Regions from separate parts of the Mus musculus genome. Here regions 1, 2 and 3 are each linked to region 4. A link is a loop called in an ENCODE intact Hi-C map of the cell type or tissue named here. Cell type or tissue: left cerebral cortex. All regions are shown on one strand. Each heading gives the region's core, and the rest is flanking DNA. Links, peaks and the distances in the headings are about the cores only.

Region 1 (7,743 bases), core at 1,354-6,353, 280 kb after region 4:
GACAAGCAAGAGCCTAAGTCAGGCCTTTGCAGCAGCTTTCATGTTACACTGCTGAGTGCTACTCTATCTGGATCTGAATGTGGTTCACTCTCTCCATTCCTTCGTCTCATGAGGACAGTTCTTCTTTATCCACATCACATAAAAATCACAGCCTGTCCCATCACTGCCTCCTCTCTCATTATGTCCTTCCATAGCAAATTACTGTCTGGCCACCTCCATTTGCACATCTGCAATCTTAGTCTGTCCATGAAAACCACCCTAAGGAATGGCAGCTCCTGAGACTCTTTCATTTCTGAAATCCTCCAAATTGACTATGCACCACCTCACTTACATTTGGTAGTGATGCTCACTTTCTGTTAAGTTTAAGCAACAGTGTTTTTAGCTGCTATATTTTTACTTTCCTTTTTGTTGTTTTGTTTCCTTGACAATAAATCTATATACTCCCTGTAGCAAGAATTGCTTTTTACTGGTTTTTTTGGTTGGTTGGTTTTTAAGCAGGGTCTCACTTTCTAGTAATGGTTAGCCTAAAATTGTCTCTGTTGACCAGGCTAGTCTTGAAGTCACAGAGAACTAGCAGCTTCTGCCTAGGATTAAAGATATACCAAACACATTTGGCCCAAAACAATAGTTCTTTTGTATAGTCTTTCATAATTCCAAATACAAATGTCTTTTGATTTCAATAAATAGCATAAGGGGTGAACAATAGTAGTAATTACCACTAGATGTATGATTAGTAAGTCCCAGGTCAAGGAGCCTGTGGATAGCATAATATCATCACCATGTGCAGATGAGATGCAGGTAGCCCACACATGTCCTGAAGCCTGTCTGGGATGGAGAATAAGAATCAAAGCCTTTTAAAGTTCACAGTTCACAATCTATTCCTCTATCACTGTCCCAAATTAATTATTTCCATTTGTTAAGCCTCTACTATGGGCCTGGGTATGCCTGGCACTTCACAGGATAGTTCACACTCAGCAAAACACAGTTGGCAAATAGTATCAGTTTTGCTTTATGAATGAGAAAACCATAGCTCAGGGGGCGGGGTGGTCTACCACCTGACTAAGGAAGGACTCTCCAGGAACGGAAGCCATGGATGCTCAACTCGGCTGCACAATTGCACTCACTGTGTATGTGCTGCCTGGCAGCTGAAAGATCTGTTTAAATACATGCTATGTATGCACTGAGGTCACTGAACTTTGTCAGAGTTCACAGAGTCCTTATTCTGTGAGGTTATAGTCACAAAAGCTGCTTCACCTGGAAGCAGCACCTCCCTTTTGCCTTCTTTCATGGACTGGTGTTAAACTTCAATATCAAGAGAAAAGAATTGATAGGTGACAACAAGGAAAGGGGTTTCCCCAATCCCTTTGGTTTTGGCAGGGTTTAGGTTATCTTAGCATGTCTTTTCTTCTCTCATTTGCCTATATTTCTGTGAAAGAAACCAAGATTATGAAAAAGATGGAGAAAGCTAAAGAGGTGACCATTCCTCTATGCCTTAATTACCTATAGATTTAAAAAAAATGGCAGCTGGACAGTAAAGCTCCCAGTGTGTCCCTGAGTAGTGTGACTAACCTTACAGAAGCTTTCTAAAGACTGATTTTTAAAAAAATCATTAGGCATTCACTTTTAAATGTCATAATAAACAATAATAATGTTTACATATGTATACATGTATGTTTAATCCTTGACACTGTCATGCATATACATGTATGAATATGATAAAATCCACTTCTCACTCTCACTCCAAATCCCACCAGTACTCCACAACATATTTCCCTCCCAGCTTCAAGTCCCCTTTTTATAATTTTTATTATTTATTTATGTTTTCTTGCTGTGTCCAGTCGTTGCTGCCCATATGTGCAAGGGCTTGGGATCCTCTATTGGGGCCACACTCCAAAAGAAAAGTAACCATCTTTACAGATGAGCACTCTCAGCCAATTATTTTCAGCACGTTGAATGATGATACATCTCTGCATTAACCACACCCACTGCCATAAGAGGTTTCTCTGATCAAGGATGATCAATCATAAATCAATGGGTATAAACATATATATTTATAAGGCAATATGATTATAAGACCACTTAGAAAAAACACCAATAGTTGCTCCCCTAGAGCCTTTAAATCCCCTAGCCATGGATTTGACAATCTTTAAAGTATATGAATTTCTGTCTATGGAACAGGTCTCAAATTAATTCAAATAAGTAGTTGGTTACTCCTATATGCAGTCTTGCCACTATTGCAGTGGATACATAATGACTGGCAGGTTAGTATTATAACATACAGGGTGCATACCTGGGTGGGACCATTTATGTCTTTTATCCTTTAGCAGCCAGCACAGCAGCCTCCAACCTTTGAATGTTAACAGTAAGGAGAGTTTTCCTGTCAGTTCAAGACTGGTTTCTTTGTGTGCCATAACAAAAGCATATGGTGTCTTCAGAAATAGGTGTTATCATCTAGTTATGGTGCACAATAACTAGAGCAATGGTAATACATAGCCTGACATGATCTGGGTGACTCTTGTGCATTTCTAACTCATAGGGAGTTAACATTTACCGAACACTGAGATTTTCATATAATGGACCATGTCTTCTGAAACCAGATTTCTTATTTGTTCATATATATATATATATATATATATGAACAAATATATATATGTGTGTGTGTGTGTGTGTGTGTATATATTTCAAACACCATATGTGTGTATATATATACACACATATACATATATATATAGAGAGAGAATTATATAGTGTATATATATATATAATATGCATAATATGCATATATATCTATTTCTTTAAATTGGCTTTCATCTAGTAAGTTTTCATAAGGCCTCTCCATAAAGTCTTTTGTTTTTGTTTTCTTTTTTTTTGGGGGGGGGGTGGGGTCGAGACAAGGTTTCTCTGTATAGCCCTGGCTGTCCTGGAACTTATGCTTTTGTGTGCCTGGGGCATCCAGGAACAAAATTCAAATTCTACACTTAATAATCCAAGAGTCCAGTCTTCAGAAGGAGAAGTCTTTGAAAATAGATAAAATAAACTAATAATAAACGAGGAGGATTTGCTGAGGAGAATGATGACTCCAGGGAGAATCGAGAGCCCGAGCCAAGCTCCCCAGCACAGTCCTGAATTGCATGGCTGTCAGTCAAGCCCTTGATTCCCCTGTGCAGTAGATCAGCAAAGCCAGCATCTCCATCTCCAGCATCTGTACTTACACCCTGCTGGGCTTTGCTTGTGCGGTTGCTTTGTTTGCTGTGTCTTTGGGTGGGTGAGTTTGCTCTGCTTTGCTTTATTTCAAAGAAAAACTTCAGTTCTGAACTTTGATCCTTATGCAGCCAATGCTTTGATAATATCAGAGGCCAAATATATCTTATCAGTGTAGACAAAGCCCTAAGGTTTCTAGCATGTTCTTCTGTCTGCTCCTTCCCACCACCACTCCGCCCAGCCTGCATGTTAAAGACCTGAACTGGAAGCCTAAGTCTTTCTGAGCTCTGCTGTCTTCTGAAGCTTGATCCCCACCTCCGGCACCAAGGAGTTTTGAAAAACGTCTTTAATTCAAGAAAATACTTTGTGCAATTTTAGTATCTGCATTATGACTTCTTGTGACCGATTTTCACAGAACCAAGTAGGGCTTCTCAAAATTACATCTGTAAACACAGGGACAGTGGGGGGTATGGAGGGGAAGGCTGAGGAAATGAGCCTATAATAAGTGGAGAAGGGAGGGGCAAGGAGGGAAGGAATAAAACCCGGGGTTTTCTGGGTGTTTTTGTTTCCTGCAGCTGGATGACGGTATATTTTTGTTGTTTACTTCTGCCATCTAGTGGTTACTATAGAGTAATGCCTAAATCAGAGTGGTCTAAATCGAACACCTTTTTCATTATTTTTATTTAAAAATTTTCAGACACGTACACATGTATTTTATCATGTTCAGCCCTCTCTTCCCTCTCTGATATTTCTTGGATCCTCCATTCATGCCATTCTTAACTAAAACCGCTTCTAATTCTATTTATGTATCGTTTTTAAAACTGATTAAATCCAACTGGTATTATCCAGTATTTATCTTTGCAACAAGTCCTGCGCCATTCTGTCTGTGACTGATCCATGTTTGTCATTGTCAACAGGAAGCCATATCTTGAAAACAAAGACGAATTTGGAGAAGTCATAGATTTCTCTCAGCCAGCATCATTCACTGGGTAAAGTATCTCTTATTTAAAATTCTACTGGGTCAACCAATTGTTTTTTCTAAATATTGAATATGCATTTTAACTGCTAATTGTATCCTCAAAGCAAAACAATTGAACAAAGCAATAAAATAGAACTATAGTTTCTGAGTATTTTAACTAAAAATCAAAAATACATGCACTGCCCTTTTTTAAAAGTTATATTATAACCTCACACATATTACATATAGTCATTTGTACCAATTTTTTAAGTTTCATTTTAAATAACTTATTTTAAAATTGAGAACAAATAAAATGGGAAATATTTTTAGAGAAGGTTACATTTGAGACATGGTTGACTAGGCAGTAAAGGACAATAGTACACAGGTAGAAGAATTTGTTGACTCAAAGATCTCCAGGCAGACCCAAAAAGTCCTGCTATGTAGCTCAGTCTTGCTATGAACTTGCAGTTTTCCTGCCTATAGTCCTCTGTGTTTGGGATTGCAGGCATGCACTGCAATGCCTATGTAATTTTGAAACCTTTCCATGGAGGTGAGGAGTGCAGTTTTGCAAGGAGGTATGTTACAGGGGCCATGTTATAGGGTGCCATGTTACAAGATGCTATGTTACAGGGTGAAGTGCTGTAGTCTGTTGTGTTTCAGGGTACAGAGGTGCAAGGAGATGTGCTGCAGTGTGATGTGTTGCAGGATGCTGTGTCACTGAGTGCTGCCTTTTAGAGTCCTGTCTGAAAGCATGCAGTGTGCAAGGTGTAGTGTGTTACAGGGTGTAGTGTTGTAGGGTGCTTTCTTGCAAAGGGTCATGTCATATGGTGCAATATTGTAGGTTACAGTGTTGCAAAATGCTGTCTTACAGAGTGCTGTCTTGCAGCATGCAATGTGCAGGGTACAGGGTTGCAGCATGTGGTGTTACAGCATGCAGTGTTACAGCAAGCAGTGTTGCAGTGTGCAGTTTTGCTGGGTGCCATGCAGCAGGGTGCAGTTTTACAGAGTGCTGCCTTGAAGGGTGCTGTGTTGCAGGGTGCATTGTTGGCAGGGTGCTGTGTTGCTGTTTCCTACTTACTGTGAATACCACAGTGCACTGCAGAAGTTGGTAAAGGATCAGGAACAAATCTAACTGTGGATAAGAATTGCACACCTACCTGCAGTGAGAGGTCTGCACTTTAAAATCAGAAATAATGCTTCTTTGTGTTAAAGGAGAAAAGAAAATACAAGGAAAGCTCTGTGTAAGAAGTAATAAGCTACACACATGGCTGGCTTTCTGGAAGAGAAATTTGCAATAGTAATAAAATAGACCCAGGTTTAGACATATGGATGACAAGCCCAAAGTTGAGAAGTGGCAAGCAAAAGCAGAAAAGTTCGGATATGTTTTGAAAAATAGAAAAGTAAGCAGACAAGCGTTGAGCTGGATCTTCAAAAATCCCAAGGAAACCTTTTTAATGTAACTCACACATATAGATATATCTGTATTTTCTAGTATAAAAGAAACAGTTATTGACTTCCTGGAGTCCCCAGATAGGTAAGATGGGAAAAGTAGGCTTGTGTAACAAGGTCCTCTGTTCATATTTTCACCACCAACCAGATTTCTCCAAGGACTGCTTCCCAGTTCTATGCTGGGCATCATGTCATTTGTCCTTTTCTGCCTTTCTTCCGTCTTGTTCCAACTCTCTGAGCTACCTGTGTTCAACCACTACTGCTCCCTCTATACTATTTGTTTTTCCCAAGGACCTTGCAGCCAGCAACTTTTCTACCTGCATACTATTACCCTTTGTTTCATCTCTTTTCAGTTAGCAGTATGAGAGTTACACTAGTCCAAGTTTAATGTGAACCTGAAATGAGAACATTATTCAAGCTCTGTGTTTTTAAACTTGTAGCAATGGAGAGAAGAAAATTTCTACTTATTGCCAGGAATTCCTCACTTAAGTTTCAATGAACCACAAGCACTTAAAACCTATGAACCTTCAGCTGATTGTCCTTTGGTCCAACAGGACCTGGCATATGTTGTTATGCTAGTCACCCTGTAACTGGATGACTTTTCCATGTCCTGGATCCCTGACTGCAGTACGACTGCAGGCAAATTTCGTTTTAAATGTCTTTACTAGTTTTGTTTTATTGGGCTCATCAATGACCATCATCCCTTGAACAGTAGTTATGGTCTTCTGCCATTTCCAAATCTAATGTCATACTTCTCACCCAACATTCTACTTTTGTTCCATCAAATATTTTTATAAAGATGATTATACAATTATTTTTGCATGTCTGTTTGTTTATTATCCATGTTCTTTTCCTAGAAGAAAACTAAGGCATAACATTATGTTCTCTGAAAGCATGTTTATTGCCAAAATTAATCAGAGCCACCCACCACCATCCCCAACAGGAAGCACATGAATAATTATCTGAAGGAAGTTTAATAAGGAATTATTGGTAGAATGACTATCACTTAGTCTCTGCCTAGTGAGGGATAGTACCAGGAAGTACTCTTTTCAATCTCAAACCTGAAGGTTGGGAAGAAAACACAACTAGAAACACGGGACCAGGGGACCTAAGTGAACAGGCCCCAGGTAACAAGAGCAGGGACCTGCAGTAGAGGTGTGCTAGCCTTTGGACACTTTGTGTGAAAATCATTGCTTCCACTTCTCTCTCTCTTCCATAAACAAAATTCCCTAACTGAGGCTGCCTGAGGCCAAACCCCCAAAGAAAGCAAACAGCTCCTCTAGATCAGCCTCCTGGCCACAGAGCATGGTGACAAGTAGATCTGCAAGAATGATGGGAACACATCCAGAAGGTGATCATACCCAGTACTGTGAGAGGGTCTGACCTGGAACAGATCCTAGCAATGCATGTGTCGTCTACAAATAGTATCTTGCCTGGGAATGCAAACATGAACAAATCGCCTGTTTAAAAGCTGGAGGCTAGACTCAGCCTCTGTTAAGAGCACTTATTGCTCTTATAGAGGACCCAGATTTTTCAGTACCACGCATGGTGGCTTACAAGCATCTGTAACTCCAGTTCCAGGTGATCTGGCACCCTCTTCTGGCCTTTTCTTTACACTGCATGCATGTATATACAGGTAAAACCAATTTGATTTCCCTGTAGACCAATTTTTACCCAGCAAGAGACTAAAGATAACTGCTCCCAGAATGGCACAAATGAGCAAGACTCACGGCTGTGAAGGACAAGTGTCTGGTTGTGCAGTGTATTAAAAACACAATTATAACCTTTCAGAGAGCTAAGACTAGGACTGAAATTGGAAGGGAGGGATTGTACACTAGAGGGCAGTATCGGCCGTTCATCTTTGTTTGAAAGCCTTTGTAGAAACGTTTGAGGAGCATCCTATACCCTGTCATTCAAGTCTCAGCATCTCACAGCACATAGCAAGGAATTCCTCACTTCCTCAGGCAAGTTCATTTGAGCCAAAACACGTGTTTTATTCAAGGTCATAAAGCTTTCAGGACTGGACACATATTCAGTTATGGAGAAATGAAAAAGAAGCCTGCAAGGAAAGGGGAATCCATTAAAAATGCATGCACTGAGCAGTGAGGATTGGGGCTAAGTTGATCATGATGCTT
Region 2 (7,743 bases), core at 1,381-6,380, 260 kb after region 4:
ATGCCTCACACCTGAAAGCAGTGAACATACTGAGATAACCTGACATTAATCCTTTCTTCATTTACAGTATTAGACAGATTTTTCCTAGCCAAGAGTTAGATAAAAGGCAGTACATTTGACATGGTGCCAGTTGAAGTCATTAATCCTGAAGATAACAATACAGGCCTGCCAGTCAGCAAGCATCATCAAGAAAAAAAGAAAAAAAGGTTGTCTTCATTGAAATCATCTACATGTCTAGACTTTGATGTGTCCATTGATGAATTAACTTATGAGAAATACCTAAAAAAATTCCCTTTGTTGTTTCAGTTGGGTTAATGATGACTTGTTTTGATTGCTGAATCAAGTTCCCTGCTATTTCTTACTAGACATGCATGAAAATTAGAATAGCCCCGACCTGTATGTTTGATAAATGCCAAACTGTTAGATATTATATTAAATTTAGAACTATCACATCAATATTTTGTAACTAGAGACAAAAATCACTTAAAAATAAATTACCTTTATGCAAAGTATGTTTGGATAGCAGTTAGTAATTCAAATAAATCCACAAACGTCATCTTCAAAGAGATCTCCTTCCCATTAAAAAACACACCCTGAGTCCCTCTCCTCAGCTCCTAGCAATTGCTAAGCTGTTTTCTGTCTCCATAGATTTGCATACTCAGTATATTTCAAAATATACAGTCATATAATACATTTTCTTTGCCTTTTTTCCTTTATCCTTTCAAGGAAAGCCATTTTAATAGAATGAGTTGTTAACTGCTGATTGGAACAAGCTCAATAATTCCAACCCAAGTTGCCTTTGGAATAATGGCCATTGTTCCTATCAGTAAATCACCACTTGATGTGATGAACGACGCTGAGCGCTGGGGTAAATCCAAGCCAAATCCAGCCTTACCCACTCATTGCCTTCCCTAATCTTGCTGCTCTCTATCTTGGGTGCTTGGCAATAGCTTGAATAAAATGCATACATCCACCTACTCATCTTTTTCTGTCCTTACATATACTCATCCCTAGAAGGCATTTTTACTTTTTGATCACCCTAATGTAATCTGGTTTTGGTTCCACATGCCTGCAATTCCAGCCTTTGAGAGCCACAGGCAGAAGGATTGCAAAACCAGCCTGGATTATATAAGACCCTGTCTTGAAATTCAAAATATAAGAAAGAAAACAAGTTAAAACATCACCCTGCATTTAAAAGCTCCCATATGAAACTTCCTCTGGCATGTTCTCTATGCACACACTTTCTCTACCTGGTACCTCTGCTGTTGGACTTACTATGGACGACACTATTAAATGTTTATGAATAAGTACTCCAGTAGATATTGGAAATTCTTATCTCTAATGTTTGTCCCAATGCCTATTACTAAGAAACCAATAAATTTTTGAATACATAAAAATGAGGAAATGGACAAAATGCCCACAAATAGTCTGTGAAGCACATTTAGATAAATTTGGACAACAGTGGATCCCAAAGCAGCATTAGCACCAGCATAGGCAACCTCAACACTTGATCAAAATGTGAGTTCATAGCCTCAACTCAAAACCTACTGAGTCATATATAGAGACCCCCTTCCCAGCAATCCATTGTTAACAAGAACCCCTGGTTACTGATATACACAGTTTATACACATTCCTGAAAACAGAGAAGACAGGAACAACTATCTTAACACAGTCTCTTGAAAACCACACATGGGTACCTGAGAGGTTCAAAAGGTAAAACCACTCACCACCAAGGCCCACAGCCTGAACTGAATGCCTGAGACTCACAAAATAGAAGGCAGAACAGACTCCTGAAAGTTGTCTTCTACCTGCAATTAGATGCTGTGGCATACATCACCACCCCCACCTATACATACTACTGTAATAAAATTAAGTTCAAAGGCCAATGCTTTTTCCAGAAGCCATGCTTTCCAGTTTTCTGTGTTCAGAGGTTGCTCATTGATAGCAGTCTGAAAGACTCCTTTTTCTGCTTCTCCACACTTCCATGCTGAAGTCTCTGGGATCATGCTTCTAGTCTCAAATCTCTATTCATTCTTGCCATGAATATTGTTTGTATAATAGCAACCATTTATTTCTCCAGTACCAACCTATCTGAAGGCACCTTGTGTGAATGTGCCTTCTCAGTGCTCCTACTTAAATCCTTATTATAATAGCACTTATCTTTACCACTCAAATCACAACTTTGTATTTTCACTGTCTGGATCACTTACATAACATTATCCTCAAATTCAGTAGTTTTAGGTTGCATGCATTTATTATCTTACACCTTTGTGGACCAGACAGGAATCTGGTATAAGCAGGACCCAACTGGGAAGGAATTAACTCCAAAACTCATTGAGGTATCCACACTTTGTCTTCACAACTGTTGGGTTGAGGGTCTAAATTCCTTACTGTGTGAACCTATTGACTGATATTGTCACTAAAACCAGCAAGAGAGACAGTCTTCTGGGAAGATGGAAGTCACTGTTTTCTGTAAGCTACTCACAGGTCTGGCATCTCCTCAGTTTTCCCCTAAACTAAACATTGGAAGTGAACCCCTTAGTGGACGTCACAGTAAAGAAGAAAATTGATTACCCAAGCTTCTGGATTCAAGGAAATTGGAATCCCAGAACACATTTCACAACCCTACCTCCTACTTTCTTAAGCATGTTTCATGTGGGTAAACACGGGGCTATGAAAGAATTATTTTTCTAACTTTAAGACAAGTCTGCTAGAAATGGTGAAGCTTATAAGTTTTGTCAAATTCACCTAACCAGTCAGAGACTCGTTAGGATTTGAACTTACTGGCTCCACACTATTCTGCCTGTGATCTTTGCATCTCTATGGTTGAATTTTTGTGTTGAATATATAATTCATCGCCTTATTCTTTACTTTTTCTTGTTAATGCTTACCTTTTTGTGACTAAACCCATCATGTGTTATCATCTTTAAATATCTAATAACATCAATGATTTCAGAAGCAATAGGCCTAGATATTTGCAAACTATGGTTCCTCAGTTTTCACACAGCAGTATCTCAATGTTAATTACTGTCACTGTTTATGTGGTAAAATGATACTGGAGTAAATTAACAAACATCTGCTTTTGTCCCAGATCCTAGCTCCTCTGGGTCTCATTGTGTTCATCTGTTAAATAAGATCATTGAAGTAGAGCCTTTATAAGGCTCTTTGGTTTATATAGCACAGCAAGATGCTGAGAGTGTGAAACACACAGTAAGTTCCACGAAGTCCCCTTGCTCCTCACACTCCTTCTTCTGGTGAGTTAGCCTGCACACTGAGACACTTCCACCCCCAGGCTTTCTGAAATTATTTACTGAATCAACAGAATTTCAGGCAGATGGTTTCTATATCCTTATGTCCTTAAAAAAAAAATCTGGCATGTGAAATGAACAGGGAGATTAAAATCTAGCTCTTCCTTTGTATTGTTTCCAGTTTTCCCTTTCTTCTCTTCTCTGCCTTTCCAGTTACCAGTGCTGTGAACTGAGAGAGCATCAGAACTTCGACCTGTCTTTATCACCACTGTGAAGTATTCTCTGAAATACATATAAGTCAAAAGAATGAATTATGATATGAAAGAATTGCTATGGCATATATCCCTTAATAGTTTTTCTATTTAAACTTTTAAACTATTTTCTCAGAGTCCTTACATGTTAACCAATCCAAGGTGGCCATTTGTAATTAAAATAAAGATCGGTTTTAATAGACTGAACTCAGCCTCACTTAATGGATATGAGTTTCTGATTTGCCAAGCTGATTTATGGCTTTTTTGAATTTTATCAACTATTAAACAGCTCATTTTTGGAAAGATTTATTAATGAAAAGTATACTTAGGTAACCAGAATGTTGCAATATAAATCAATATAAACCTGAAAGTGATAGTCACACAAGACTGTTCCATTCATCTCAATATTATGCAACATCACACAAACAGAGGCTTTTTATGCTTGAGTTGTTACCCACCCAGGCAGTCCAGGAGAAAAAATATCAAAGCACTGTCTGACTAGGGCTGTGTGAACATCCAAATAAAGTCCAAAGCCGATAATTACAGTTTTCTTCATACAGCAGATACTCAATGATCACTGAATATCTGAAAAACAAAAGATGAGAAAAACCAAACATCAAGGAATTTAGGATCTAAAGAACTGAGTCTACTTTGTTTTATTTCCAGGTGTTTTTCTAGAGTGGCTTCACAGCTAGATATGAGAAACAAAGGGACTGAGGCTTTTCATTGAAGGATATTAGCTATATGCTGTGCCACGTGAAATGCAATAGAAGTTCATAACAGAGATCATTCCTTGTGAACTCATATGCCACTGGATCTTGGTGTTAGAAGTAGGGGGCAGCCCCAGTACAGGGGAACGCCAGGGCCAAAAAGGGGGAGTGGGTGGGTAGGGGGTTGGGGGGGTGGGTATGGGGGACCTTTGGGATAGCATTGAAAATGTAAACGAGGAAAATACCTAATAAAGAAAAAAAAGAAAAGAAAAAAAAAAAAGAAGTAGGGGCAGTGAGTAAAGGTAGTTGCTTACAAACCAAAAGACTTGAACTAAATCATCAGGACTTCTGAATGGTTTCTTCTGATCTCCCCTGTAGTACACACACACACACACACACACACACACACACACACACACACACACACAAATATAAAATAAATAATTAAAATTATGATAAGCTGAAAAATGGAAACAGAATCTACAAACACAAAATCTCAGTGGCAAAGTCACAGGGTAGTGATTGACTATAAACAAGGTAAAGGAATAAGCAAGTGAGACATAAGAAACCCAAATAAACATGATATAAGGATAAAAGTCTTTACTAAAGTCCATCTACATGTTTGCAGTGGCTTTTGACCTACCTGTGGGATGTACAAAATATTCCCTTGAATAAAAAACAATCAAGCAAAGGTCTCCATTCTGGGCAATTCTGACAAAAAATACAAACACTAGTGTTCTGGGTAATATTTGCTTTCCAGGACTGCAATAATAAAGAGTATCAGACTCATGACTTCCTCAACAGAAACATATTTCCCTCACTCCTATTGGCTGGAGATCTGAAAATAGAAGGGCTGGTTTCTTCTCTCTTCCTGGTACCCCCTGGACCATGTCCTCCATGCATCTTCACATACTTTTCCTTCAAGAAGTCCTAACCTCTTTTTATACATGACACCTGTGATTCTGGACTAAGCTTATAAAAATTTTTGTCAATATTGTAAAAGATTCTGTCCTAAAATGTAATCATTTTCTGAGACAACACAGGTCAGAACGTCAGCATGTGAACTGGGGAGGAGAAGACAATGTAGAACACACAGATATGCTCACATGGAGTTAAGAGCAGAACAATGCAATTATACAACAAGAGGGTAGGCAAAGGGCCACAGGAAAGACTGACAGATGCCACATAATTTTACAGATATAATAACAGAAAATTTTTAAAGGAAAAAAAGGACCTTGTAAAGAAAACCCTGAGATGCAAAATGTAGTGTTAGAAAATATATTCCTGACTTCTCTGTGTTCTTCGCTCAGGTAACTATAAATTCTCACACACTACACTTGGGGTCTGTTATGCATACTTACACTACAGTGGTATATCCCTTACACTACAGGGAGGAGAAGAGCTCACAAGGCCTGGGAATCTCACAAAACTTAGAAAATTAGGGGAGCTCAGAAAATTGTGAGAGTCACAAGGCCTTTCTTCCAACACCAGGTTATAAGAACATTAAACAATCTCTGGGGGCGGGGCGGGAAGAGACCCTCTTCAGTGCAGCTGCCTGCAAATTGTGCAATGAGATTCTGGGATGCAACTTCTGGTCATCCATGGGGAGATGAGGTTAGGTGATGTAGCTACCCAAGGGACACCTAGGCTTCCATAAGGAATCTGAGTCAACTCACCGACTCACCAAGCTAGATGTGAGTAGGTTTTTTTTGGTTTTTTTGGGTTTTTTTTGTTTTTTTTTCTATCATAACTGCCCTATCTGAGATGAATAGATATGAGCTTATATTTTCCCAGAAAAAGTCACAGATGGAAACCTTAGACACCCCGTATTTCACTAGGGAAAGCAGTGTCTTCTCCAAAGACAACTTTGATAATTGGTGACAAAACCTGATTCACACTTAATGTTCTTTCCACCACTACATAGTGCCTGAAAAAAAAAAAAAAACAAAAAACAAAAAACACCATTCCAGTGATCATAGTTTTTTGGTTTTTGTTTTTAAAGAAAAAAAAACTTATTTTTGCAACGGACTTAGAAATCTGTATTGCCTTGCTATACAGGTGAAATGTGACTGTACCATCAAGGTCTGTACTGAAAGATATAGGATCTACTAGGCACATATCCCTAAATAAATTGAAGCCACTAAGTTTTAACAAACTAAAAGTCTAGTTCTTCTGTTTTCCTGGCTATATTCCAAATGCTTGCGGGCCTATATGTGTTTGGAAGCTACCATAGCAGACAGTACAGATATACAGAAGACTCTAATTCAGCAAGTACCCCTGGGACATACCAGTCCAGCATATTGGAGAAAGCATGGAAGCTTTTTTTTTTCCAGAAAGTCTTATGAAGCTTAACGGTGAAGAATTTTTCAAATAGCAAGTGACAGCTTATTTCTAATACAAATGCATGTGTTCACAGCACAAAGAAGTCTCTCACAAAAACCTCTGTTGTAAATTTCAACTTCGTATTGGCCTTTATTTAAACAAAGCTCAACTTTTCTAGAAGTCTACAGTCATAAAGACACATTGCTGATACTCCCTAATATAAATTATGTTGGATAATCTCAAATGACCAAATATAAATCAAGGTTATTCCAAAAACTCCCCCTTCCTAAAGAAACTCTGGATTTTTCTCTCACATATAACATACTACCGATATGCCTGAATGATATTTTATTACAATGTTTAAGCTCTAGTGAAGAATTCCTCTGCCCATATGTAAATTTTAAGACAAGAATTTACTGCTAAAACTTTTCCTAACTTCACAAAAAATGCATTATAATATAAAACTACAAAACACTACAACCTTTATATTTCAACAATGACAAATTTTATGAGGTTATAGTTGTAGAGATGTGAATGAATATTCTGAGAGGTATCAGTGACATAGATACCAGCAGACCTCTGGGTAGAATTTGCCTTAAGGACAGGCTCAAAATCCCAGATAGAGTACATCTCAAAGGATAGTACATCTCAGCGGTACCCCACAAACCACAGAAAAGATTTTTCTAAACAACAAGAGCTCATAACTTCTCTACAAACCTACTAAGTTGGAATCTCCGTTAGCAGAATATTGTTCTTCCCATCTTTATAAGCTCCTTGGATAATTCTTCTTCTACTACAATTTAAGGCAAACATGAATTATGAAATAAAATGGAAAACCCATATGCTTGATATATGTCTGTAGTGAGGGATTATTAGTCATCCCGGCTATAACAGTTCCATACAAGGTGGAGAAGAACATCATTTATAAAGCAGATAGCATTAAATGTTTTGTGGCTGTTTTCTTATTCTGAAACCGGAATACTGACAGTATTTTCAATTATAATTAGAAAACGCCTCACTCCTCCAAACAGTTACCTAACCTGCATACACAATTATATGGTCTTCCTGAACATGTAGGAGAGAGAAAAACAACTTCTGACAGTCATTTTTAAGTTTTTCTGATTTTAGAGCCTTTCTTTTATTAGCTTGCAATTTTTTCACTGTAAAAATCAGATGTGCCCTAAATGTACATCTAATGAACTGAAACTGCAC
Region 3 (7,743 bases), core at 874-5,873, 220 kb after region 4:
TATTTTCCAAACAAAAACCTAGTGTCTAACTAACACATAACAACAACAAAAAAGTTGGCAAGTGTACTTACATACAGTATAGGACAGGATAAAGAATACAAATTCTTAACTTGGCAGTTTCCTCTAAACCTTATGGTATTCTTCTGGACTGAACACACTAATGGTCCACTGTAGTCAAAACTGAGGTACATAATCGCCTTTACAAAATGATGAACAAAGGACTAGGAATTAAGAAACGTCTGTGATGTTCCCCAAATCTCATCATAGAACATGAGGAGAATGAAAGATTGTAGGAACCAGGGGACCAGAAATTAAGGCTACAGCCCTGGTACCCTATCAATATGACTACTGAAACAAGACCTGAAACATTAAAAAATCAGTGGTCATGCTAACACAGAAGGGAAAAAAATCTCACAAAGTCCCACCCTAGACAAAATACTATAAGCAACTCAGAAAGAGAATTAGGCTCTCCTAGGCATGAGATCCCTAATTGGCAATCCAATATAAAGTGGCCTCCAGGAAATCATATACACATGAGCCAAATTGCATTGACTCAAGAAGTTGTTATTTATATATTTATACATATATAAAACATAACAATAATGGTCAAAAGAAGCCATCAATTTAGCAGGAATGAGAGGACTTGGCAGGATCTAGAGAGAGGATAGAGAAAGGAGGAAGTGATATAACTATATACTAATTCAAAATTTTAATTAAAATATATATATTTATATATTAAAAGGGGACGAAATAACCATGAAGCCAGATATCTGCCAATCAGCTATGTTTTTGGAAAGCTGAAGTGGTATTCCTTTTCTCTAAAATAGTAAGGAACACACTGGTGTTGGGAATATCAATAAGAAGTTTCATGGTTTTCCATAGAACAACAGGACAGTAAAAGGTATTTCCTGGAAACAGACTCCCCAGTGTCCATTTGCAAAACAGGATGCCACGACAGTATTTAACTGTCATAAAAATAAAGAGAAAGACCACGGTGACAGCCAAGAAGACTTGATCCACAAGAGTTGTGATAGTGGCTTATATACCATGGTGATTGTTGATACAAGATACGTAAGCAAGGCAACAATAAGAGCACTTCTTAAAACCAACAACAAAAATCAAAGCTCTTCAAGGATATTGGTACTATAATACTGTTATTATTCCTTTCCAGAAGCCAAGTCTGAGCTGTTTCTCAATTCTGTCACATAGCTATCTTCCCAATCTTTACCCAGGAGTGAATTATGCATATATAATTACACATTTATTATACATATGAAATGAGGAATAGGATATTCATTTTAGAAAGGCATATGAGAATTTGATGGTGTGATTTACTGTAGAGATGTTATACTCAGTCCCATAACCTCTCAGTTCATTCTGTCATCACCTCCAGATTCTGGGATAGACAGCTTTCCCCATTCAAATGCTGATTCTTTCTGTTCTGTCTAAGGGCTCCTCCAGTACCACAAGAACTCCCACCTCCAGGATGTCCTAAACTCTCAGGGTCATAGATAACCCTGTTTCCTTTTCCTCTTCCTCTTCCATCAGTAGGGTGGTACTGAGACAAATTCTTCATGGTTTCTTAGATGGCTTCCCAAAGAATTATACCTTAATTATCTACACATCACCAGTAACCCATTATTTACTCTCCTTTTGGCATTTCTCCTTTCTCAACTTTCATAGTTTCTGTAGAAATTGGTGGGATCACTTCCTAGATAAAAACATGTGTAATAAAGGCACTGTCTCAGTATCTGTTGTTAGGTAAAACTAAATTTAAAAGATCCTTCCTTCCTCGACAAAACTCCTGTATTGTGTAATTTAGAAGATGTCCCAATTTTTTAAGGCAAGTTTCCTGGAACAAATTCAGAAATATGTGGAACCAGTTGAGGATCTAAAAGTAGATACTTTAAGTGAAAGTCTCATAGTCTATGTAGACATTATATAAAACATTTACAAGATCAGTTATAGTTAAATACAGGGATCTCAGTCTCTTTTCACCTTTGAAATTGTCAAATTTCAGTACTATTTAGCACAGGAAAAATCACAAAGCCTTCCAGGAACTATAATAATTTGAATGGGCTGTATATAGGGAAGCAGGAAGATTCACTTTGCTCCGTGCAAGTGTTGCTTTCAGTGAGCTTAGGAGGTATGTCATTGTCTGTGGAAAGAGTCATTGCTCTGATGGGCTTTTTCCAAGCAACAGAGGGTGGAGGTGACTTTAAATTTTCATTAGCTTCATTATGCCACATCCTGCTTCTCATCCTGCTTGGCTGCTATGAGAGAGCAATTACTTGATGAGCTCTTTTAGAAGAAGGAAAATGCTAAATGATGTTCATTTAGTGGCAACTTAAAAATCTGATCTCATCTCAGAGCCGGGATTTCTGCTACAGGAGAAGACCAGAGAGTAATTTCCCTTAAAAATTATGACATGTGGCCCCATTGTTCAAGTGAGCAATCCTTTCATTGATTATTGAGAATTTCAACTAGCTTCTAATGTTAACATGACAAGATTGTATTTGATGAATAAAAAATAGTTAAATCATGCCTTTAACTTGGCACTACTTAAAACAAACTTACTCAGGTTGCTAACACCCTGTTTTTATTTTTTTTATTTTTAAATGTCTTGCTGTAATTCCTAGGGAATATAATTCAAATGATTTATTATTGAATTTTGTGCACAGACTGGTTTCCTCCTCCTTCCAAAGCATAATAAACCAGAAGAGATAATCCAAGTAACTTCAGAGACCACACCGAAATATATGAACTAAATGCCACCGTATCTGCTTGGGTAACAAAATATTCCACCATCAAGTGGTTTGAACTTCAGAGAAATCCATCTGAATACTTGCTGTTACTTTCACCTTGCCTAGAAGACTTAGAATTAACACATATGAGTATGCGGTAAAGCATCAACAAAGTTTGGAGATTCTAAAGCAGAGAAGAGAATGAAAAGAGGGATAGATACACAGAATAAGTAATATGTACACAGTATTTACCATTGATGAGCAAATAAAGCCTGCATTCTCATATCATAAAAAGAAATTCTACTATAATGCAACCACACAGTTTGTCTTCTCCCAATACTTCTACTCAACCAGAGGCAAGAAGGTGGTTCCACTTGAGATAAGATTTTTGAGCCACAAACTCATTCTAAATGTTGCTTTTTTTGAGGCAGTGCTCCAAACCCTCAGTGTTAGTATAGACTGCTAATTTTATCGACAGCCTAGCCAAGCTAGAGGGAAGGAAGTGACTGCACATCTGTTCCCACTACAATGCCAGCTTTCCTTCCTGACACTGAGTTTTCAGAGAGCAGAGAGTGGGAGTGTTTAAATAGGGTACCATGAAGATGAATCAAAGATAGCTGCTTACAAATAAGTACATTTCTTCTCATGTAGCCTCATTTTGTTAAAAAATAAAATGGATTGCCTGTGGTATTCCACTTTAATTTGGAAAAAAATCTCTTTATATTTCTGATCCCTTTATATATTTCTGTTTGTTTGTATGACATAAAACATAATACACATTTTATGAGACAGAGAATAGCATGCTATATATCTATGTCTGTGTGTTTATATATATGTATATACACACACAATTTATAACATGATTGAATCAGGGCAATCAATACTCTTATTACCTTCAAACATGTACAATTTCTGTGAGTTTGAAATCAATAACTAGTTCTAGTTATTTTGTACTTTTGAGAATAATGGAAGCACAAGCTGAGTAGAAAAGATCAACCATCATTGTGATAATTAATCTTGATTGTTACCTTTACATCTCTAGAACTATTTAGGAGCTGAACCTCTGGAGGAAATAGTGAAGGAGTTTATAGATTGAATTAAAGGAGAAGGAAAGAGCTACTCTAAATGCAGGCAATACTATTTCCTGGGCTGTGGTCCCTGCCTGAATGAAAAAAGAAACTGGGAAGAGTACTAGTATTCACTTACTTTGTTTCCTGAAAGTAGATACAGTGTGATCTAAAAAAATGGAATCTATGGAATTTGTCAAGCTATTTCAATGCAACCACATTTCTCTATCAGCTGTTTGGGACTATCATATTTTCTCTTCATATATCTTAAATATCAACAAATTAAACAAGAAAGGAATATATATTTTTCTTTAGACTGTGAACAAAGAAGTATTTGTTTTTACTCATAGATCAGGAAGAAAAGAAGACAAATCACAAAATCATATAGATATGATTTCATAATAGAATGAGTTATATCTTCCTTGGACAAAGGGTCCATAAGGCACACATGTAGGAAGCAGGTCCAGAATAAACAGTGATTGCATTCCTTTATAAAGCTTGGATATTATTATATTCGAATTCCTTTATTCTTTGAAACAAATAATATCTGAGGATAGAAGGAGGAAATAATATCTAAAGGAGATGATAATATCTAAAGGAGATGAACTAACTTAATTATAATTACTCAGTAAACTGGCTGGTGAGATGGTTCAGTGTTAAGAGCACTGACTACTCTTGTAGAAAACCCAGGTTTAGTTTCCCAAAACCCACATTTCAGCCTGTGTCTCTCCAGTTCCAGGGGATCCAATGTTCAGTGAAAATGCTTGAATATAAAAAGAAAAAAAATGTAGATAAGAGTATAGATCAGTGGAGCTATTGAGTACGGCTAGAAAAGAGAGTGTATATTAGAAGGAGAATAAATGATGGTTAGAGCTAGAAAATACACTACAGCCATCCATCCCTGAACTGTTTACGTAATAAATATGAATGTAGTGTGTGTTCACACTGAGCCATTTTTGCCTGTTAACTGAGAAGGGCACCAATGAGGAGCAAAAGAGAAACAATGATGAAGAAAACAAGATGGAGGTCGACCAGATGGAGGGCAGGCAAAGAGATCAGTTGGACAGATGTAGCAATTTGTCAACTTGTGCAGAGGAGGACATAGATTAGAAAGAAAATGGACTGAAGGGATCACTCAGAGGAACTTTGGACAAAAATATTCCTTCCAGGTTGCACTACAGGAATTGTCACTATCTCCTCTCCATTCTACAGTACTTTGTACTTTGTTTATATCAAATGCATTTGGTGTATTTGAGTATATCAGCATATACTTGGAGAACTGGGATTTTTTTTCACGAACCCATTTCCACATAATATCTGGAACTGATATTTTTAAAACCATCTGTAAGTTATAATTATTTTCTTATATACTCCAAACATCAAGATATTTTTGTATAATGCTTACTTTTGAATATTAAGATAGTTGGGCTACCCAGAAACTTAGAATACCCAAGATACAATTTGCAAAACACAAGAAAATCAAAAAGAAAGAAGACCAACGCGTGGGTACTTCATTCCTCCTTAGAATAAGGGACAAAATACCCCTGGAAGGAGTTACAGAGACAAAGTTTGAAGCTAAGATGAAAGGATGGACCATCCAGAGACTTCCCTACCCAGGGATCCATCCCATAATCAGCCACCAAACGCAGACACTATTGCATATGCCAACAAGATTATGCTAAAAGGACCCTGATATAACTGTCTCTTGTGAGGCTATGCCAGTGCCTGGCAAATACAAAAATGGATGCTCACAGTCATCTATAGGATGGAACACAGGGCCCCCCAGTGGAGGAGCTAGAGAAAGTACCCAAGGAGCTGAAGGGGTTTGCAACCCTATAAGTGGAACAACAATATGAACTAACCAGTACCCCTGGAACTCGTGTCTCTACCTGCATATGTACCAGAAGATGGCCTAATCGGCCATCACTGGGAAGACAGGCCCCTTAGTCTTGCAAACTTTATATGCCCCAGTACAGGGGAATGCCAGGGCCAAGAAGTGAGAGTGGGTGGGTAGGGGAGTAGGGTGGGAGGAGAATATAGGAGACTTTCAGGATAGCATTTGAAATGTAAATGAAGAAAATATCTAATAAAAAAATTTTTTAAAAAGATAGTTGGGCTACAGTTAAAAAAAAAAAAAAAAAAAAAAAGGCCTCAGCCTCAGAACTGGCTGGGGTCATGCTACAATGTTGCATGTCTTTTTTCTTTTTAATCCTCACTCCTGGGCTGGAGAACCTGTTGACTGACTGAGCGGGGTTGGTCAGATAGCACCTCAACATCAGGGCACCAGTAAGCAGGGTACAGTGAAGGACTCCACAGGAATTGGAAACACGTGCAAAGGAAAGTAAAGAATATTTGGGCCAACACTGAATAAACCTTGTAGAAGGACAAGGTAATGGTAAAATGTGTTTTGTGCATGTGTTTAGAGCTATGGTAAAATCTAGAGAAGCAAAGGTAATTCTCATAGGTGCTTTTAGTCTTTGGACCCTGATAGTTTACACTCAAGACATGGGAGAGTGGATTTGAGAAAAGCAGTACTTCCCAACTATCCGGGGATGCTTTGGTGAAGGAGAAGGAAAATGAATGTAAGCTGTTTCAAGCGTTCCTAGGACAGGAGGAGGAGGTTGGAAGACATCCTGCCTCCTCTCTGGCTACTACTGGAGGAATGCTTGGTTCTGGGTCTCTTAAATAGGATGTCTAGGTCCCTTTGGGATGTCTAATTCTCTTCCCTCTCTGTCTGTTGTCTGTTCTTGGGATGCCAATCTGTGCAGGTCCATCAAAACTGACTGTTTTACATCTGTGGTTTTGTTTTATGGTTTGACTGATTGTTTGTTGTTCTGATTCATGTTCAAAAGGAAAAAAAAAAAAAAACAGTTAAAACTTTATCTGCTGGTTGCTCAGCCCTTGATTTAGTTTTAACTCATTTCAAAAAATAAGAGAAAAGAAATAAATAAGTAAAAAAACAGTCTCAATTGGCTTTTGGAGCCCTGCACCTATAGTTAAGAGTCTAGCACAGCTGGAGAAAAGCTGCCAGGAGATGATTGTCTGCAAAAGCTGCTCTTAAAGGAACCAGCAGCTTCTCAAGGTGTATGTTAAGGGAACTGATGGCTGTGCTTCCTACAAAAATCTCTGTGACTGTGATTACTGGGTTCAGCAGATGACAAAGTGTTCCTTTCTTGAAATTACAGCTAGGAAAGTTAAGAATTTTGTCTGATTTAAATAAGTAAATGTAAGCAGCCACTTCATTTTTGTCTCTGACTGGTTTTAAAAGTATAAATATGTTCTGCATGTCTTGGCTATAGATTATTAGCTTATAAATTATTGGGTATGATTAAAAAATTTTAACATTGGTAGCAGAAATTTGGGTTAAAATTGGTAACTCATGGTTGGAGTAATTCAGAAATACATGAGGCATAAGCCAAGACAGGGAAACAGGTCTCTAAAGATACTTCTAAATTGGGAAAATATTCTATGTAACTACCAGACTTATAAAAGATAGGATTTAGGGCAGTGTCTCTTTGAGGTATTGGATGCTGCACCGTCTTGCGTTCATGTGCAGGAATGGGAAGCCACACTTTGTAGCATGGAGGTGACTCACTTGGTGTCTTTGCAGAGACTGGATTGATTGTTGGAGGTTGAGTTTTGCTTTCCAAAGTTGTAGTTGTGTAAAAGAAACTTAAAAATTATGGTTAAACTGCCAGTGTTCCATTGGCTGCAGTTTGCAGTTTGGTCACAGGCACAAGATTTTTAACTCACCCATATTTGGAATTAAGATGATTATTAGAGTAATAAAAGATAAAAACAGCTGTGGCCAGTATGGGAATGCTGACCCATTTCTTTTATACAAGCTTTATTGGATATAGTGGTAGAAGCAAATTTAACACTCGTCCGACCCCCCATGACTGGAAAAGAAATTTCAGTGGGAATTTATCTGG
Region 4 (7,743 bases), core at 1,209-6,208:
CATCTAATTTTGAAACAGTAGCATAAAGTACAATCATTTCTACTGTTAAACACATGAGAAAATGAGGCAACTTATTAAGTTTATATGTCCAACAGAATGCAAAGCATGAATTAAACATGTAAAGGTAGTATCTATTTGTATCATGATATTATTGTCATCATCCCAATCCTCGGTGTATGCTGCTATCTCCATAACAGACTAGGCTATAAAAATGAGCTCTTGGTTACTTCCAAAGATAATTGCCTCCCCTTGGAAGGAATCCAGAACAAACCCACATTAAGCTAAATTCTGCATTAGAGTGGGCTGTCATACAGTTGGGAGGATTTATTCCAAGCACCTAGAAGGCACATGAAAGATGAATACATAGAAGTCATCAGATTTTTTTTCCTTTGAACATATCCCAATGCTGCGAAGAAAAGGAGATTACAAAAGGTATTTTAAAAGGTCCACACAATTGACTATTCTGGTTGTCAACCACTGCAAAATCAAATACAGGGCATTGTGATGCATGAATTGCATAAAGTGCTTTCTCTTTTTTCAATGAATAACAAAATTTAAGACAATTTCATGTAAACATATAAGCCTAGAGTGATAGGGTTTAAAATAAAAAAAAAGTAGAATTGTCCCAAGTTGACTTTTTAAAAGCTTTTATTCAAGATATTTTCTTTTTTTTTTTCAATTTTCCCATCAAATCATCTTATCCAATTATAAAATCTGTGAAGTTAAAATATTTTGGCTATAAAATAAGTGAATGTATATTTCTTAAATAAAACTTCAGTGAGTTAAGATCATATCTCTGTGTTGTTATTTTGAAACATTAATATTTTAAAGCATTAATAGTAATTTCACAGAAGCATTATGGTATGCCATCCAGATGGATCACATATAAGCCAAGTATGAAATTAATGTGAATAATATTTTCATAAACCAAATAAATGGTTTTATAATAGAATTTCCAACATGATGACTTCTAACACTTATTTTCACAGTTGTCATCAACTGAGCTAGATACCTTGAAATCTGTCATGATGACAATGCCTGTCTTTATGTGCATTGTGAGAATTCACACACTTAGCAATGGGCTTCATGCTTAAAAAGTCTTCATTTGTATTTCAGTATGTGTGGCATATGTGTGATGGATGTGCACTGTGGATGGTATGTGTGCCTGAATAGGCACAAAGACTAGATGAGGACTTAGCCTGTCCTGCTCTTTCTTGCTCTGCCTTATTCCTTCCCTTGAGACAGGATCACACTGAACCCCGACTTACACTGATGTCCCACAAGCCCCAGTAATTTCTCTTTCCCCTTTACAGCAATGGAATTACAGGCAATGCACGACGTATGGGTTTTGGGTTTTCGAAATGTGAACCCGGGTCTTCTTGCTTGCACAGCAAGTGTTCCTAGTGACTGAACCATATCCTTGTATCCCTAATGGTAAATATTATAATTACTTCCTTAGGACACCATCACAACTGAAAGTCAGGAATCTGGCAATGTGACCCACAAGCCCCACTCATTTTCCTCACCTAAAGTAATGTTGTAAAAATTTACCCATTTCTTTTCTATAATCTGTAAGGCTAGTCTAGAAATTTATTATTGATCATAAGACTTAATAGAACTATGAACTTTTGCCTCTTTTCAATGACTAAATCATCTGTAATTGAGATGAAGTTTTATCCTTAATAAAAAAGGGCACTCTGTTAGCTTTTAAAACAACATGATATCTAACCTTATAACCTTATGATGAACAGGTTACTGGAATAACTCATATATTCTGCTGGGAAGAGTTCCTTAGGAGAAGTAAAAGTCAAGAGAATGGAAAGCTACTAATAGAAGCATAACCTAGAAACTTCAGAGTTAAAAGGATTTATTGAAATTTCTCCTCAGTTCTTACTGGATAACGGAAAGCCCCACAAGAAGGAATTTTCATCTGTTTTCTTCATAACGCCTAGCAAGCACATCATTAACTCTGACCATTCATAAGAAACAAAAGGCAAAAGTCATCCTAGGTTGATTCATTTGAAAATCAGCAAAACATGCCATCTCCACAATTAACTTGTGGAGGTAGCCTCTGAAATTTAGTACTATAGTTGAATACGTAATAGATGAGTTTAAATCACTCAACTTCTCTGTCTATTGCATTAAATGAGCACATGAATGCCTCATGGTGTTGTTATGACAAAACAAGCTATTGGAGTAATAGAGAGCCTGCCAAACTTCTCGGTATGAACTTAGCAGCCAGTAATTGATTTGCCATCTTTATTAAAACTGACTATCTTGAAGAGGCACTGAAGTCTATAACAATGAAAAGCCCCCAAAGTTGGGTGACAAAGTGAGACCTAAGCAGCCAAATGTTTGTCCCATCAACTGGAAAAGCTCTCCTCACTACAATTGTGTATGTGTGTGTGTGTGTGTGTGTGTGTGTGTGTGTGTGTGTGTGTGTGTATAAACCACTTACTAAGAAACCACAAAGTAGAGTCTGGCAAACACTGGGAAATACTGATTGTAAATGGTTGCTAGATGCAGTGATGAATCCTTCTCCATAAACATGGAGAAGTAGAATATAACTGTTCTAACCTTGCTTCACTCAGCACTTTACCACTTTGGAAACGTTGGAGTATTTTTGTGGACACAGATGGTGGGGAATGGAAATCAAATGCAGTAATTCTTGAAGCCTCTTCTGATGGATGTAATATTCAGTGTCACTAAGCACTCCTTTCCTCTCTGGCTCTAGCCTCCCTACTTCTATTCTCTAAAGAGGCTGGCCACCTAGAGCTTCTTTCAGTTCCAGCGGAGTGCTGGGCAAGGGTGGAAGCATAACTCCCACAGAATCCTGAGGCCAGGCCTGAAGCCAAGATGCATAGAGGCAGAGCAAGGCAGCAAACGCTGTCTAAGATCTGTGCTGTGAGCAGTTTCTGGCTAAGATCTATGCTGTTAGCAGTTTCCATTCTGGACTGGTGAAGTCAGAATTCTCACTTGTAGACCAGACAGATTAAAGAATACTACAATATCCGTTTGAGCTGCACTGGCTGAGCAACACCCAGGTGTGCCTGAAGTTGCAGGTGAGTCACTGCACCAGCCCTGTGTCCAACAGGTTGGCTGAAGACATAGCTCTAAGAAGCCACTAGGCACTTTGCTAATCACCTGATCTCCTGAATTTAGCTTCTGCTTTAACCGTGGGGTCGCTGTTATTTAAACTCTTGCCTCAGCCCACGCTTGTTCTATTCCTTGTCTTTCTGCCTTTCTCTTTTTCCTAAAGCATGCACTCCCCTTTGTGTTGGAGAATGTGCCCAGAATGTCTCTTCTGAGGAAATGTGCAGTGTCCCTGTGGGCACCCGGTGTGCAGAACTCCCCTAGTCCTTAGTGAGCCACTGTAACTTCAACTAAAAGGACTATTTCTCAGCTAGGAACTGAAAACCTAAGAGAGATGACAATTCATGAATGACAGATGGGAACCAGGGAGACGTGGGAAGAAATCTTGAGCAGGGTACCCCAGACATACTTCCCCATGTGTTCACAGCCTTAGAGAACATCACAGAGTGAATACCTTACAATAGATGAGGGAAGGCTATAAATCCTCAAGTTAGGACTCATTCTGCTATTGCCACCTGTTTCTGAACTTTTAGCCGCCCATTTCTTGCACCTGACAGGGTCCTCTCTGCTTCTACTCTCCAGATCTTCCCATTCCCTCCCTTGCCCAACTCTGCCACCGGAAGCCTTCAGATCTTAAATTTACACACCATGTAGGCTGGGGAGTGGGGGTTGGGAGTTCTGAATTACAAAGTTGAGAAAAGGCTCTACCTATATCTAGGAGGGGCCACCGGAACAGACTGTGTATCCTGGGTTGTTCCCTGCCTGGACGCCACACAACTGCTTGCAGGGTTCCCTCCGCGCGACCACTCCTGTGCTCCCAGCCTCATCGCTCTACCGCGCACTCGCAGCTCCCTAGCGACACCAGCCATCAAGCTGGTGGAAAGAGTAGGGGTGTGCAAGTGGGAGGCTTCTCCCTCGGGAACCTGGGAGATCCCTGCCGCCAGCAGGGGCCGTGGCACCGCCTGCGCGGGGACCCACGCTTCCATCCAGCGCCTTCCCAACTTCCCAGTGCCTTCAGGCCAAGGCGGTCAGGATGGATCTGTCACCCCGCAACCGGCCGCTACTGGACTCGTCGTCGCTGGACAGCGGTTCTCTGACCTCACTGGACTCCAGTGTCTTCTGTAGCGAGGGCGAAGGGGAACCCTTGGCTCTGGGGGACTGCTTTACAGTCAACGTGGGCGGTAGCCGCTTCGTGCTCTCGCAGCAAGCTCTGTCCTGCTTCCCGCACACGCGCCTGGGCAAACTGGCCGTAGTGGTGGCCTCCTACCGCCGCCTGGGTGCCCTGGCTGCCGCCCCCAGCCCCCTGGAGCTTTGCGATGATGCGAATCCGGTGGACAACGAGTACTTCTTTGATCGCAGCTCTCAGGCGTTCCGTTATGTCCTGCACTACTATCGCACTGGTCGCCTGCATGTCATGGAGCAGCTCTGTGCGCTCTCCTTTCTTCAGGAGATCCAGTACTGGGGCATAGATGAACTCAGCATTGACTCCTGCTGCAGGGACAGGTACCAGCAGGGCGCGGCGGTTGGGCGGGAAGGGAGGAGAGGGTGGTAAGAAAGCACAAGCAAAGACTTGAGGCTTTGTGTAAGCTTGTCTACTCCAGCTCTGCGAATAGGTGTGTCTGCGTCTTGGCTGAAGGTAAATGAATCCGAAAGTCAACTTGTGCATTGAACTTTAAAACAACAACAAAAGCCTCTTGCCCCATTTCTCCCAGAGACTAATACTCTGATTTGTTGTGAAAGTTCAAACCGGTCAGACTTGCAGTTAACATCTGATATTTTAATAGATGAGTCAGAAAAATCTATGCCCCCAAAGTTACATAGAAATAAAAAGGCTATGAAAGCCTTGCTTGAAAGACCTCATAAGGTCCTGAAGGAGAGTTGATTGGCTGGTGATAATTACTTACTGCTGTCCTGCCATTCCTATTGCTCCTTCATATATTTTTCTTTTATACACACAAATGTTACAGGTGGGAAATACATGTTCTTGTCACCAGAAAATATGTCACAAAAAATTAACTGATCTAAAGTTGCCTGCTAATGTATAAAACCTATTTGCATAAATTTCTAGTAAGAAAAAAGTGTCTTTTTAAAAGTCATAAGTAGGAAATCTGTCAGGGACCACCATGGACAAATATGAATATATATTCCTATATTTTGCACATATGAAAGTGTGACCTCTCTGTCAAATTTAATTCTCTTGTACGTCTGTGTTTTTTTTTTTTTTAATTAATCACAAAGTTGTCTTCTTTGAAAGATACTTCAGAAGAAAGGAGCTGAGTGAAACTCTTGACTTTAAGAAGGACACAGATGACCAGGAAAGTCAACATGAGAGTGAACAGGACTTCTCAAAAGGACCTTGTCCCACTGTCCGACAAAAGCTCTGGGATATTCTGGAGAAACCTGGATCTTCCACAGCAGCCCGGATCTTTGGAGTAATCTCCATCATTTTTGTGGCAGTGTCCATCGTCAACATGGCCCTGATGTCAGCTGAGCTTAGCTGGCTCAACCTACAGCTGCTGGAGATCTTGGAGTATGTGTGCATCAGCTGGTTCACCGGGGAGTTCGTTCTGCGCTTCCTATGTGTGAAAGACAGGTGCCACTTCCTGAGGAAGGTTCCAAACATCATAGACCTCCTTGCCATCTTGCCCTTCTATATAACTCTTCTGGTGGAAAGCCTGAGCGGCAGCCACACCACACAAGAGCTGGAAAATGTGGGACGTCTGGTCCAGGTCTTGAGGCTCCTCAGAGCTCTGCGCATGCTGAAACTGGGAAGGCATTCTACAGGTATTCATATTTCACTCGTGCCTTTTAATTTCGCTTTTAAAATAATCTTTAGATATATTGGCACAGAACCACCTTACATTCTTACTCACCCTCCATCTATAAAGTACTAGGAAGAAAAAACTTCAAGATGCTATCATAAGCAAAGATATCTCCTCTCTCTCTCTCTCTCTCTCTCTCTCTCTCTCTCTCTCTCTCTCTCTCTCTCTCTCTCTCATATATATACACACATACTCTTTCTGTTCACAAGACAATTTGGACATAACAATTTGATGATATTTTAAATTTAGTACTAGAACTCAGTGATATATATTTATATGGTATTATTCTTCTCAAAGGTCATATATAAAACATACATAAATGGCACATAAATTATATAATAAGCTATTTTTACCTTCCATTTCCAAGAAGTATTTGAGATGTGTGGTGTATAAAATGTATAAATACATTCTTGACTGGAGAGAAGAGTCATGGCAGAAGAAATATGGCCAGTTGTTGATGGCCTACCACTAATTTTTTATGAATAAATAAAGTTATTTTGCATTGGAAGAAAGATATATCAGTAATTAATATCTTATTCAGTATTTTAGAATTATCTTAAATTCTGAAAAATTTAAAAAATCAAATGAACATTCTCTAGAAAAATTAATATACAACATACAAACACACACACATACACACACACACACACACACACACACACACACACACACACACACACAAAACTATCCTGTTCATGAAAGCTATAGGCAATGCCAAAAGAATTCAAATAAAGCAAGGGTAAAGAATTCTTATTTTCTGAAAGTAATGGTGTCCAGGAGTAGGTTTTGTGACTATTGAATATTCTTTTTTTTTTAAATGGTTTTAGAGCTTTATTGTAGAAAGGCAGGGAGAAAGGAGAGAAGGTAGGAAGAGAGAGGCTGGCCATAGCCACGTGGAGAGAGGGGAAAACGGAGAGAGAAGGAAGACTAGAGAGTAAGAAAGGTAAAAACTTAAGGAGAGAGAGGAGGGGTCAAGCAGCCCCCTAGGGTTATCAGAGTTAGCACTTAAAGAAAAAAAGAATATTTCCACAAATTTGTTAAAATACAAATTCTTGACTTCATGTCAAATTTTAGTATGTGGATTAGTTTCTGGACCATGCACTTTAATAAATATGCAAATATTTTTAGCTAGATCATTTGGGAGCCATATCTTTTGAGAAACACTGGAGTAACATGCATAATAATACAATACAAACACATATGTGCACATACAAATATGTTTACAGAGTACTACTCCCGTGAATATATACAAAGATCTATCTGAATGACCACTGGAAAAATGGCAGTAGCTATGCATCCTTATTAACATAGGGAAAAATTAACCTGATTTTTTTTTTACATCTCTATAATTAAAACTCATGCTACAGAATTCTAGTCATGTATTTTCCTAGCAAGTCTTACATGCCAAGGATGTGATAATGGGGTTTCTAAGAACTTTTACCATGAACACTCTTTGTTTCCTGACACAGATAATGGGATGCTTTCCTTGAGTATTTATAAACTCTTCACAGGATTCAATTTACAAAACACTGAGAGCTATAATATTCCAAAAGAAAGGAAAAGGGAAATAGTAGCCATTTCCACAGTGGCACCTCTTCAAAAGTTTCCACAGTTCTAAAGCAAGTACAAAGTATCAACAGAGCTTCAAATTATTTAAAGTGTATGACAAATATGTGAATATTTAATATATTTACATCAGGATAAGATTTATAAAATATAGTCACAGATATCATAAGTCCTCACATATTTGGAACGTTAGTTGAGAGATATTACATAATTATGGTTAGGACTCCTAACAGTCTTGGAATAAATCCTAACTTTGTACCTT

The links. Hi-C counts contacts between places; a loop is a spot of excess contacts. Peaks named below come from ENCODE experiments on the same cell type or tissue, not always from the same donor. Only the 100,000 strongest peaks of a DNase experiment are listed, where the experiment ranks them.
Region 1: it touches region 4 in a loop (7-fold over the local background); 6 of 42 quality-filtered maps call a loop at or near these places.
Region 2: it touches region 4 in a loop (2.3-fold over the local background); 3 of 42 quality-filtered maps call a loop at or near these places.
Region 3: a loop joins it to region 4, with 5 times the contacts of the local background. A loop is called at or near these places in 4 of 42 quality-filtered maps.

The regions. Positions count from the first base shown.
Region 1 is chr15:44,832,465-44,840,207 of GRCm38, reverse strand. It overlaps Gm33852 (a long non-coding RNA gene), which reads left to right and starts at 3,074. Exons shown (of 3, transcript XR_875330.2): 1 at 3,074-3,265; 2 at 4,119-4,190. In left cerebral cortex, for the core only: a CTCF peak has its summit at 3,823 (motif pointing left); a DNase peak (open chromatin) is centred at 3,663; H3K4me3 peaks cover 576 bases; H3K27ac peaks cover 792 bases.
Region 2 is chr15:44,852,805-44,860,547 of GRCm38, reverse strand. No RefSeq gene overlaps it. Among named protein-coding and RNA genes, the nearest start is that of Gm33852, 20 kb to the right of the region's middle. In left cerebral cortex, for the core only: no CTCF peak of the experiment used is centred there; a DNase peak (open chromatin) is centred at 3,274; H3K27ac peaks cover 1,767 bases.
Region 3 is chr15:44,891,917-44,899,659 of GRCm38, reverse strand. No RefSeq gene overlaps it. Among named protein-coding and RNA genes, the nearest start is that of Gm23343, 52 kb to the left of the region's middle. In left cerebral cortex, for the core only: a CTCF peak has its summit at 5,588; DNase peaks (open chromatin) are centred at 1,885, 2,132 and 3,236; H3K27ac peaks cover 2,726 bases.
Region 4 is chr15:45,111,024-45,118,766 of GRCm38, reverse strand. Kcnv1 (potassium channel, subfamily V, member 1) reads left to right here and starts at 3,833. Exons shown (of 3, transcript NM_026200.3): 1 at 3,833-4,596; 2 at 5,348-5,877. The coding sequence starts at 4,127. In left cerebral cortex, for the core only: a CTCF peak has its summit at 4,042; DNase peaks (open chromatin) are centred at 3,962, 4,509, 5,660, 5,766 and 2 more places; H3K4me3 peaks cover 3,605 bases; H3K27ac peaks cover 4,300 bases.